2 separate regions of the Mus musculus genome follow, and region 1 is linked to region 2. A link is a loop called in an ENCODE intact Hi-C map of the cell type or tissue named here. Cell type or tissue: left cerebral cortex. All regions are shown on one strand. Links, peaks and the distances in the headings refer to the core of each region. The heading gives the core; the rest is flanking DNA. Region 1 has its middle 50 kb from the start of Gm36656. Region 2 holds the start of Gm36656 (a long non-coding RNA gene).

Region 1 (5,383 bases), core at 179-5,178, 51 kb after region 2:
TATATAATTGCCCCAATCTGGGAGCCATCCCAACGTCCGTCACCACGAGGATGGATAAATGGACCGTGGAGCACTTCACGTGACAGATCACTGTAGGCGTGCTGTGCCTTGATTTAAACATTTCTAAAAATGACTTTGGTTTGGGAAATGTGGGAGGCATTCAGCCCTTCTGCTCCCCGTTGCTGGGGACGGGACTGTCGGTGTCAGTGATGAGAGGTGGCTTTCACAGTGTGAGACAGACCTGGGCTACTGAGGGCTGTGAGATGGTGCTTTGGGGGTGCATTTCTGATCAAGGACAGACCTCCTCACACAGCTCTGGAGACCTTGCGATCAACCTCTCTATGCTTCAGATAGCACCCTGCCTCCAGTGCTCTGTCAGCCTACACTGCCCTGAGGAAGGTGAATCCCACCCCAGGAAGTCTCTCAGATGTATACTCCAGTCATGTCTGGACAAAGGTTCTCTGGCCACTCCTGGGACTCCCATATGTGACTGTGGCACCCCAAGAAACCTGTGCCACAGGAGCCCTTACGAATAATATGTCCCTCTTGGATCAGTACTAGGCTCACATTATAGGAATCCTATCTAGTTATGGAAATGTCTGTGTTTTACTCTCTTTATAGGCCATTCAAAATGTCTGTGTTTTACTCTCTTTATAGGTCATTCCAAAGCCACAGCGGGGTTCTAAATGAACTCTAGTTACTTGTTGTTGTTTATTTAGATTCATTTTCATTGTGTGTGTGTCTGCATGTGTAAGCAAGTTATATGTGTGATGTGTGTGACTGTGTGTATGTGTGATGTGTGTCTGTGTGTATGTGTGTGTGTGTGTGCAATTGCACATGCACAAGAGCCATATATGTATATCATGCCCAAGGAGGTCAGAAGAGAGCATCAGATCCCTTGTAGCTGGAGTTATTAGCAGTTTGAGCCACCAGATGTGTGTGCTGGGAGCAGCACTCAAAACTCAGGTATGGAAGAGAAAAACTCTTAACTGCACAACCATCTCTCTCCTGCTCTGATCTGTCTTAGAACCTACGTTCTCATCAAAGAACATACCCTCTTCATGGGGTAAAAGCCACATCATTCCGGTTTCTAGCACTGGCCCCCAGTGTCTGAGCCAAGACAAGTGCTAATGGATCTTGGGCTGAGCCAACAAGGGAATGAGCAGTAGGGGACCTTGGCCACAGCAGCTGCCAAGTCAGGTGACACCTCCAGCTTAGAGACTGCAAAGACCAAGCATAAGCCACCCACCACCCACCATGGGCTGCTGGGAAGAGTTTAGGATGCACATCTTGCAGCTTGGGAAACTGAGTCTTGGGGAGGCGAGAAGCTACACTCACATAGAGATGTGACAGTTGAGATATGCACTCAAGCTTGCCCCTCTCCAGGATCAATTGAAAGACATAGGACCCTTCATCCCTGTGGGCAGCTTTCAGCACCTTCTTTTGAGATGCAAATATAGAAGCAAAAAGGAGCAATCGAAGAGACCCCCAGCAAGGTATGGTATATACAGTTCCTGGAACCTGCACGATGCTCTCCCTCCAGTCTGGAGCTATGTTGGTCTGGTGGCTGGCACAGCTCACCATGCTCAGAGGTTGTTTGCTTCATTGGTGCAGACATCCCCCAAAGCATCCCAGAGCCAGCTTCCAGTCACCCTGACCAGGACTGGCAGCACTGGCCAGATCAAATCTGCAGTTTTGGTGCCTGACAGGCACCAACTGACTCAATTACTGGTGCTGTTGGGCTAGACTTCCAGAGACACTTTCAGGCCATTTCTTTTCCAAGGTGCCTTGAGGTCAAGGCATCAGGATCCCCATCTAAAGGACCTGGCCCTGGAGACTAGGAAAACCTTCAGTCCCAGTTGGAAACTAAAGCTGTCTCTTCTCCACGAGGCACATCTTTCCTCAAGGCCCTGTGTACTTCTAGTGTCTTCTACTTTACAGTTCTGGAAGAGTCACAGTACCAAATGTACAAAGCATTTCACACTGGGGAGGGCTGGACTCGTCATTCTGGGCCAGTTCCCCAGTGTGGAACAGACTTTTATATAAACCAAGAAGGCTGAGAGTCACCCTCACTTACCCCGCCCCCTAACTGTGCAAGTATCTTCATATTTCAACATGGTGAGGCACAAAGTGTGGATTCAGTATAGATGCCTGGGATACGGGCAGGCCCTCTCCAGAGGTGGGAGGGCCTTGACAACTAGCAAAAGGAAGAGACCATTCTTGAGTGTGTCCAGGAGCCAGGGACATCAGCTCACTGGGATTCAAGGACCAACAAGATCAGTATACTCTGTGATGTCAAAATGTGGTCCAGTGCAGAGAGCACATGATCTGCAGCCGAGCCAAGCCTCCCCACTGTGAAGGGCTAAGTGGCTGGAGACTCAGGCTGACTCAGGGGTGTTCCGAGGAGGTTCCTTTGTGTAAGAATTAGGAGTGAGAAAGACATTTGGGTGGTGCTCTGTAATTAAGTACTGGAAACTTTACCGGCAGATAATCTAAAGATCCTGGGTATGTTTGTGCACTCCCTATCTTTTGCAGTGTGATGCTCTCTTCTACTTTTGGAATCTATCAGCAAAGATTTCATCACTACACATTTGACCTTGGATCTCCAGAGCCTGGTGTTATCCAACCTCACGTGTTGTATTACAGCAATACAAAATGAACTGGCATGCTCTGCCACGCCGCTGCCTGCTCCATTTCCACGGGGCCATCAACGCTACATTTTGGGGGGTTACTTGCCCTTAGTCTCTCCCTTACAAGGATGTGTCTGATAACATTTGGGGCTCACGCAGATAATCCAAGATAAACTGCTCTCAAAAATCCTTGAATTGGATTTCCCCTGCAGTGTAAAACTTGTTCTGACTGCCATGTAAGGCAGTATTCACAGGTTCTGGGTGTTGGGGAACAAATATAACTTTGGGGGCTAACACTTGCATTTATTTTTTTTCTTTAACCTACTGAAGTTTCTGCCTATGTAAGTTGTGCGTGGTGGCATTCTTCCATAGTTTTAGCATTCGGGAGGCTATGTGGGAGGGTGGTGAATGTAGAAATGGCCTGGGCTATGTAGTGCACACTGAGTCCAGTGTAGATGGTAGATGGTAGTGTAGATCTCGGAACCTAAAAGGGCTAGAATTAAACCCTATTCGTGCCTCAGTTTCCTTATAATACCAGCTTCCTAACAGGAGAATCCATGTGAAAGGGAAAAGAGTAAACCTAGCTTGGTGATGCTGCTGTGGCTGCTGCTGCTGCTGCTGCTGATGATGGTGATGATAGTGTGAATATGGCTATCATCTCTTGAGCCCCCTATATGGTTATTCCGCATTCTAAAGGCCTTTACACTAGCTCTACAAGATGGAGCAGTGGAGGCTGTTTGAGATTTGGGAGAGCCACATGTGGATCGAATGCATAACTGGCTGCCAAAACACATAGTGTGGCAAAGCACCTGTTCCCTGTGATATGTGTTCCAAGTTTGTTTGTCTTCCCTATCACCCTGTGAATGCCTTTAGATGAGTTGACCTCTGATGGTTGATGTATCAAGGTTTGGCACTGTCTGGCAGAGTACTGGCCACTTAAGGATTACTAAATTGGTGAAATGGATAGATAGGTGAGTAGATGAGTTGATGGATGGATGGATGGATGGATGGATGGATGGATGGATGGATGGATGGATAGATGGGTGGGTGGGTGGGTGGATGGATGGATGGATGGATGGATGGATGGATGGATGGATGGGTGGGTGGATGGATGGATGGATGGGTGGGTGGATGGATGGGTGGATGGGTGGATGAATGGATAGATGATGCATGGATATATTCATACATGAATACATGGACTTATGAACATATGGATGGATGCACCAATAGCTTTATGGGTGGATGAGTGCATGGACAAATAAATGGGTGGATGAATAGGCACATGGGCATGTGGATGCATGCATAGATGCATGGGTTGGTGGGTGGATGGGTAGACAGACAAGTGGACAGGCAGATGGACAGGTGGATGCCTGGATGAATGGATTCATGGACACATCAACAGACAGATCAACAGACAGATGCGTGGATAATACCCTGTTCTAGACAGCAAGGGCAGGCCGCATGCCCACTCTTCTCAGCCTGCCTCATCACACACATTCAGTCAGTGCTGGTGAAGGGCCAACACAGTAGCACGGTGACATTTCTCTTTCCTCTGGTGCACATTTCCTCACGTCTAAACATGGGCTGAAAAACATCCAAGCTTTTCATAGCGATTTAGTTTCCAGAAATTTCCAAGCCCTGTCTCTGAAGCAAGCCATAACAGCTGCCTGTGCTGGGTCTCCACACAGCGCAACACAGCTCAGAATTGCTAATCGCCTTGGGATTGCTGTTACCAAGTGAAAACACAGAGCAGCACCAACCTGTCTTCCCACTAATGCAAATTCTGTCCCCCCAAAAATGTTGCTAAACATCATGTTGGCCTGCCACAGATGTTCCTTCGCTCTCTCTGATGTGAGAGATACTGGAAAGCAGGAGCTGAACGCCTTGATGGACTTCCTGTAGCTTTGGTGATAACTGTGGTCAAGCCATTCTCCCAGCACCTGGATCTGCTATCAATCTGGCCACCCCCCTGTGGGGAGGTTCACACTGGGGCAGGAGTGTAATTCTGTACACCTTACCACTGATCACAGCCAGAGTTCAGAGTGAGACCTTTCCTTAAAAACCAAACCAATCAAACCAATAAAAAACAGTTCAGCACAAGGGTTGGTGTGGTTTGGAGGGTCACAAGGAAGAATCCTACCTACTCTTCCTGGCATTTAGCCCCTCCCCTTGACATGCGAGGGGTAGAATAGATGGACCATCTGCATGGGGGGGCCCTGTGTGCCCTAAGCCACAATAATATCACTCCATCAGGTCATTTGTGCCCTTGAGTGAGGAGAATAGATCCTCCTGGGTTTGCCATTAAAATCTCTTTATGGAGTCTACGACAGCGGGAAGGGAGGGGAATAAGGAAGGAGGGAAGAGAGAGGAAGGGGTGGGGAGACTGACCTGCGGTCTGTGGAGGGAGAGCTGGGACTCAGGGAAGCACTGAGGAACCAGGCAGCCATTCTCAACCTGAGGTTCTGCATCTCCACAGAGGTCACGTATCAGGCATTCTGCATATCAGAATTTACATTACAATTAATAACAGTAGCACAATTACAGCTATGGAGTAGCAATGGCATAATTTTATGGTTGGGGTCACCACAACATGAGGGACTGTATTAAAGGGCCGCAGCATTAGGGAGGTCGAGAAGCACTGGATGAGACGAATGTCCAGAGCACCACGCTGATTGCAGTCAGAAGCAGAGAGCACCTGGCAGAACTTGTGTCATGTTGGCAGACTTAAAGAGCCATAGGAGCAACAGAACAAG
Region 2 (5,383 bases), core at 107-5,106:
ACACACAGCTGGATTGTACTCAGCCCTCCACCTCTTTGAGGAGAGATAATAAACATGGTCCCCTTGAATACATAATAGTTTTTAACAAAGACCTTTAATATTTCCTCCACGCGTCAGCCTGGCTTTACAGACAGGAACTTGTTCCGACTAAACAGTTTCATAAAGCCATCTCCCATTTGCTCGTGCTCACGGGCTCTCATCTTCCTTTGCCACATTTTCCTTTTCAGCATATTTCCTGTGGCTGTTCTGACACTTGACTGATGACTTGCTTATGTAAAACATAGAAATCCCTTCCCTCGAAGAAGATCTGGAGGCTAGAGATCAGAGGTCAGGTGTCAGCAGGGCTGTGCTTCCTCAAAAGGCTCCAAGAAGTATCCCTGCCATGTTTTACAGCTCCTGGTAGCTGCAGCTTGGCTTGTGGCTGCATTCCTCCAGTCTGCAACCATCTTCGCGGGGCCTTCTCTTCATCCTTCCGCTTTTCCATCTTACCCATCTTCCTCCTCTTCTTCTCTCTGATTATATTCATTGAACAAAGTAATTGGTTTCATAAATGACATCTGCATTCAATTCTATCATGTACAATGACCATCTTCAGCCCAGTCAACTGTCCTTGGCCTTGCTCAAAATATTCCCCCTTCTGCTTCTCTCTCTCTCTCTCTCTCTCTCTCTCTCTCTCTCTCTCTCTCTCTCTCTCTCTCTCTGTGTGTGTGTCCCTCTCTCTCTATCCCTCTCTCTCTGTCTCTCTTTAACACACACACACACACACACACACACACACACACACACACACAGAGTGTGTGAATATATAATATTGGCTCAACATATGACACCAACCATACATTATTTTCCTGTGTGTGCATGCATGTTCTTGTGTATGCAGGAGTATGAATGTGAACATGCACATGCATGTGTATATGTGAGATATGTAGGTCAGAGGTCAACCTTAAGTATTCATCAAAATAACCACCTTGTCTTTTGAGACAGGGTTTCTCATTGGTACCAGGGACTCACCAATTGCACTAGACTAGCTAGTCAAAGAACCCTGGAAATTGGCCTGCCTCTGCCTTCCCAGTTTTTGGATTAGAAGTGTGCCTCCACGCCTGGTTTGCTTGCTTGCTTGCTTGCTTGCTCGCTTGCTTGTTTATGTGGGTGCTGGGGATGAAACTTGCATCCTTGAGCATATGCAGTAAGCACTTCACTCACTGTGCCCTATCCTCAGCCACTGGATTGTTCTTGTTGGATTTTTGGACCTATCTGGATATTCTGGATGCTCTCCTCTTGAGATCTGTAATCACATCTCCAAAGACCCTTTTAGCAGACAAGGTCACACTTACAGCTTCTGGGAAATGGATGGCTCCTTTTGGCTGCCACCATTCAACAAACCACTATATCTCTTCACATGTAGCCCCTTTCAAAACAATGTCTCCAAATGCTGCTGAGAATCAGAAACCAGATTCTAGGAGATGAGCCCACCTCCCTGTGGGCCTACATCAGGGCTGCTTCATTTCTTTGCATTCACTTGGCTTCAGATAGGAGTCTTCCCAAACCCTCTCATTGTGCTGCTCATAGTATAAGAGCTAGTGGTGTCCTCTGTATGTCATTTTGCCTACTTATGCCATAAAATTATATTAGATTTGAAAACATCCGCTTCCAGTTTTGGTTTGGGATTTGACAGACGCACTCATTTCTCTTGTAGCCTTTAGTGTGATATCAAGCCAGGCGCACTCTGTTACTGAGGCTGCATGGTGGTCTCTTGTTGGACCACCTGCCCCAGATGTGAAGCACTATGTTCAACCAGCTCCCAGTAGCCCAATGGTGTTCCTCCAGGGCCCACCACTTATTGGCTGAGTCTTTCAAAGGTTCCTTTGTCTCTCAGGTCTTCTGTCCCTCTCACTATAAAACGATGATGAATTAGAAGCGGGCCAGTTAATGCCTACAGACTAAACCTGTACCGTGACTTGTTTTTTATAAATAACATTTTATTAGAACATAGTCCCACACATTCAGGGTTGTGTATAGTTCCTTTCATGATACAAAAGCGGAGGAGCTGTGACTCAGACAGAATGAATCACAAGTGGTTCTTTATAGCAAACGTTAGCTACTCGTCCCTGGGTCTCTTCCAGATGTATCCTGCTGTGATTCTTTCTGTGAATCATGAGTAGGGTGCTGTGGTGAGGGTGAGGTGAAAAGAACGTGTTGTTGGTGTTGAGCTGGGTGGCACAGGCCTGTAGTCCCAGTGCTGGTGAAAACAGGAGGATCTAAGGTTCTAGGCCTGCCTGAGCTACAGAATGAGTTCAAAACCAACCTAGGAAAGTTGGTAAAACCATGACTCAAGTTCCAGGCCAGGGAAGGCTCTCTATCTCAACAGAAGGCAGATGGCTGAGGAGCAACGCTCTGTTTCTCTGGCTTCGACATGCACGTGCACACACATGGGGGCGCGCACACACACACACACACACACACACACACACAAATTAAAATTTAAAGAGCACCATGAATCTTATAGCTGTACTAGCTTGGATAGCTCTTGTCATGTGGTACCCCAAGACATCTGTGCTCTTGGGGTCCATGAAGTCTGTAAGACCAACCCCTGGAGAAGGTCTCACCTGATCTCCTTCACATTTTGTCTCCCTCCAACAGACAAATAAATCATGAGGTCAGGTGACTTGCATGTCTTCTGAAAGCCCAAGACCTGAGGCAGTCCTCTGTGTCCTCAGCCACCTAAGGACACCGTCTATGTCCAGGACAAACTGTCCCCTCAGGAGTTCAAATCACCTGCGAATGAGAGCAGAGCCCCTGAGTGACTGCCAGCCTCAATCTCTTCTGTACTCCTCTCCTATTTGTTAAACAAATCCCGATTTGCCTTTTTAGGCTGCTCTTGAATTTTATGGCAACATGTAATAAACATCTGACTGCTTTTATTTCTATTTAACTTTTATCTTGAATGTCTCTGCTGTTTCAAACCAAATATTTATAGCATCGCACAGCCGCCCGCAATTCCATTCCTCACCAGCACTGTCATTTCTCCTGCTTGACGCCACCAGCCCAGCGGAGGGTTCAAGAATGTGGGAGGCAAGTGGTCTCTTATGCCCCATGAGATTCACAGCATCTGGGGCTGAGTCACTGTCTTCCTCGGGCAGCAAACAGCTTTGCAGGCAACTCTGGTCCTTGGGTTCAGTAAGGACATCTCCAGGAGCCTATGCAGCTTCGTATATTCCACATCGTCATGGCTCAGTACTAGGCTTGGCCCCGCTCTTGGGGAGATTCCCCCAAATCCAAAGGGACACCCTGTCTTGTTTATTATGGAGTTGACTTGGGGTGTTCTATTTTCTCTGTTAACTCTGAGGCTTTAATCCCCACCCTGCCCCACCCCTACCCCTACCCCATACCTCAGGGTTCAGGAGTCCAGCTTTCTGGTCCACCAGGGCTCACTTCCAGTTGTCACACCCACCAGAAAGTGCTGCCAGCACCACTACAGATCATGTGTTTATCAGGGAGCCCTGCTCCCTGCTAGTCTCTGTCCCACTGCCTTCCTACACCATGACAAACGCCTCTGATGAGCAGCTGACAGAAAGAAAGATATTCTTCTGGCATCATTTCATGAAGGTAAGCGCCTGTTGCTCCTGGACTTTTGGTGGATGTCAAAGAAGACTCAAGTCATTGCTGAGAATCGGGAAGAGTTTCATATCCCAATCAGGAACACATCCTAGTGACCTAAAACCTGCAACGCCATCATATCACTGGGTCCCCAGTTCTTGTTGAAGGAGATGTGTTGCTGGGGGAGGGCTTAAGGTTTCAAAGGCTGTTCACCATTTCCAGTGAAGAACTCATTGCTTCCTGTTGGTGACTCAGGATGTAAGCTCTCAGCTGCTGTGCCAGGGCCATGCCTACTGCCGTGATCCCTGGCACGATGCTGATGGATTCCTATCCCTCTGTTACTGTAAGCCCCAAGTAAATCCTTCCTTCTATAAGTTACTTTGGTCACAGTGTTTTATTATCACAGTCAGAAAGTGACTAATATATATTTTTAACATGCCTACACCAGGCTATGCTGGCACATTTTAGCACTCTGGTTATGCATAGGGAATCCCACACAGAGCTTTGGTGAGAATCTTCCACTTGCTTATATCGACTTTCTGATACTCCAAACCCAGTCCAAGACAAGGTATGCATAGCAACTATACCTCTAAGACAGCTTGGGCAGCCCTAAGCTGAAAGTCAAGAAGGACCTCAAGCCGGAAGCTCTTGAATGCCACCATAATGTCACAGGTGGAAAGTCTATCCCACTAAACTTTGCTTCTTACACGAAATAATTTTTAAAATATTGTATTAACTTACCTCCAGTCTCTGTGTAGAAAGGTAGAGATCGCTGTGACAAAACCTCATGACTAAAAGCACCTTAGAGAGGAAATGGCTTATACATCCCTATCTCAATCCATCACTGAGGGAAACCAAGGCAGGAACTCAAGGCAGAAACCTGGGGGTAGAAACTGAGGCAGAGGACATGGAGAAATGCTGCTCACTGACTTCCTTTCTAGGCCCATGGTCAGCTATCTTTCTTATATTACCCCCCCCTGGCCAGGGCCCTTCTACATCAATCATCGACCAAGACAGTGCCTCATGTATTTGCCTATAGGCCACTCTGATAGAGGCTCTTTCTCAAGTGAGGTTCCCTCTGCCTAAATAACATTAGTTTGTGTCACATTGACAAAAATCTAACCAGAATAATATCATTTTAGGAATACACAAATATTCTCAGCCCCCAAGCTGTTCTGAACTATGGAATACTTTTCTGGTCCCATGCCTTTCAGATTTCAGATATGAGACAGCCAGTTCCTCTTCTCATTCTCAAGGTTTGGATGACCTCCTCTAAGCTCCTCTCTCTCTCTCTCTTTGACATCCACGGAGGTCCCCACCTCTAGCATTCCCCAGATAGTCACTATTATATGCTAAACATTAGTGTCTCCTCTGTGTTTATATATATGTGAAATCTGAATGCCAGACACAATGGCTGTAGTGGGTGGATCTTTGGGGAGGTGATGAGGTCATAGGGGTGGAGTTCTCATAGTGGCATTAGTGACTTAGAAAAGGGATCCTGGAGAGCTCCCTGTTCTGGAGGCTCTATGAGGAAAAAAAGCATCCGAGAGTCCAAAAAAACAGCTTCACTCCCTAGATTTGGACCAGACACCCTGATCTTGGTCCATGAGTCTACAGATTTGTAAGAGACTAGCCTGTATTCCTTTGTGACAGCACTCCAGACAGACCAAGACAGCCAACTTCCACCCACACCAGGGTTTTTCAAACACTAGAAGAGAGTCCACTGCTTCAGAGCTTTTCTGGTCTTTTTAGTATACCCACCTACAATTCTTGGAACCCATCAGGA

The links. A loop is a pair of places that touch in the nucleus more often than their neighbours do. Peaks named below come from ENCODE experiments on the same cell type or tissue, not always from the same donor. Only the 100,000 strongest peaks of a DNase experiment are listed, where the experiment ranks them.
Region 1: it touches region 2 in a loop (5-fold over the local background); 3 of 42 quality-filtered maps call a loop at or near these places.

Annotation. Positions count from the first base shown.
Region 1 is chr7:36,861,522-36,866,904 of GRCm38, reverse strand. No RefSeq gene overlaps it. Among named protein-coding and RNA genes, the nearest start is that of Gm36656, 50 kb to the left of the region's middle. In left cerebral cortex, for the core only: no CTCF peak of the experiment used is centred there; DNase peaks (open chromatin) are centred at 2,023, 2,967 and 4,213; H3K27ac peaks cover 2,519 bases.
Region 2 is chr7:36,912,119-36,917,501 of GRCm38, reverse strand. Gm36656 (a long non-coding RNA gene) reads right to left here and starts at 3,340. Exons shown (of 3, transcript XR_391270.2): 1 at 3,011-3,340; 2 at 2,607-2,775; 3 at 102-512. In left cerebral cortex, for the core only: a CTCF peak has its summit at 2,965; DNase peaks (open chromatin) are centred at 2,121, 3,035 and 3,991; H3K27ac peaks cover 756 bases.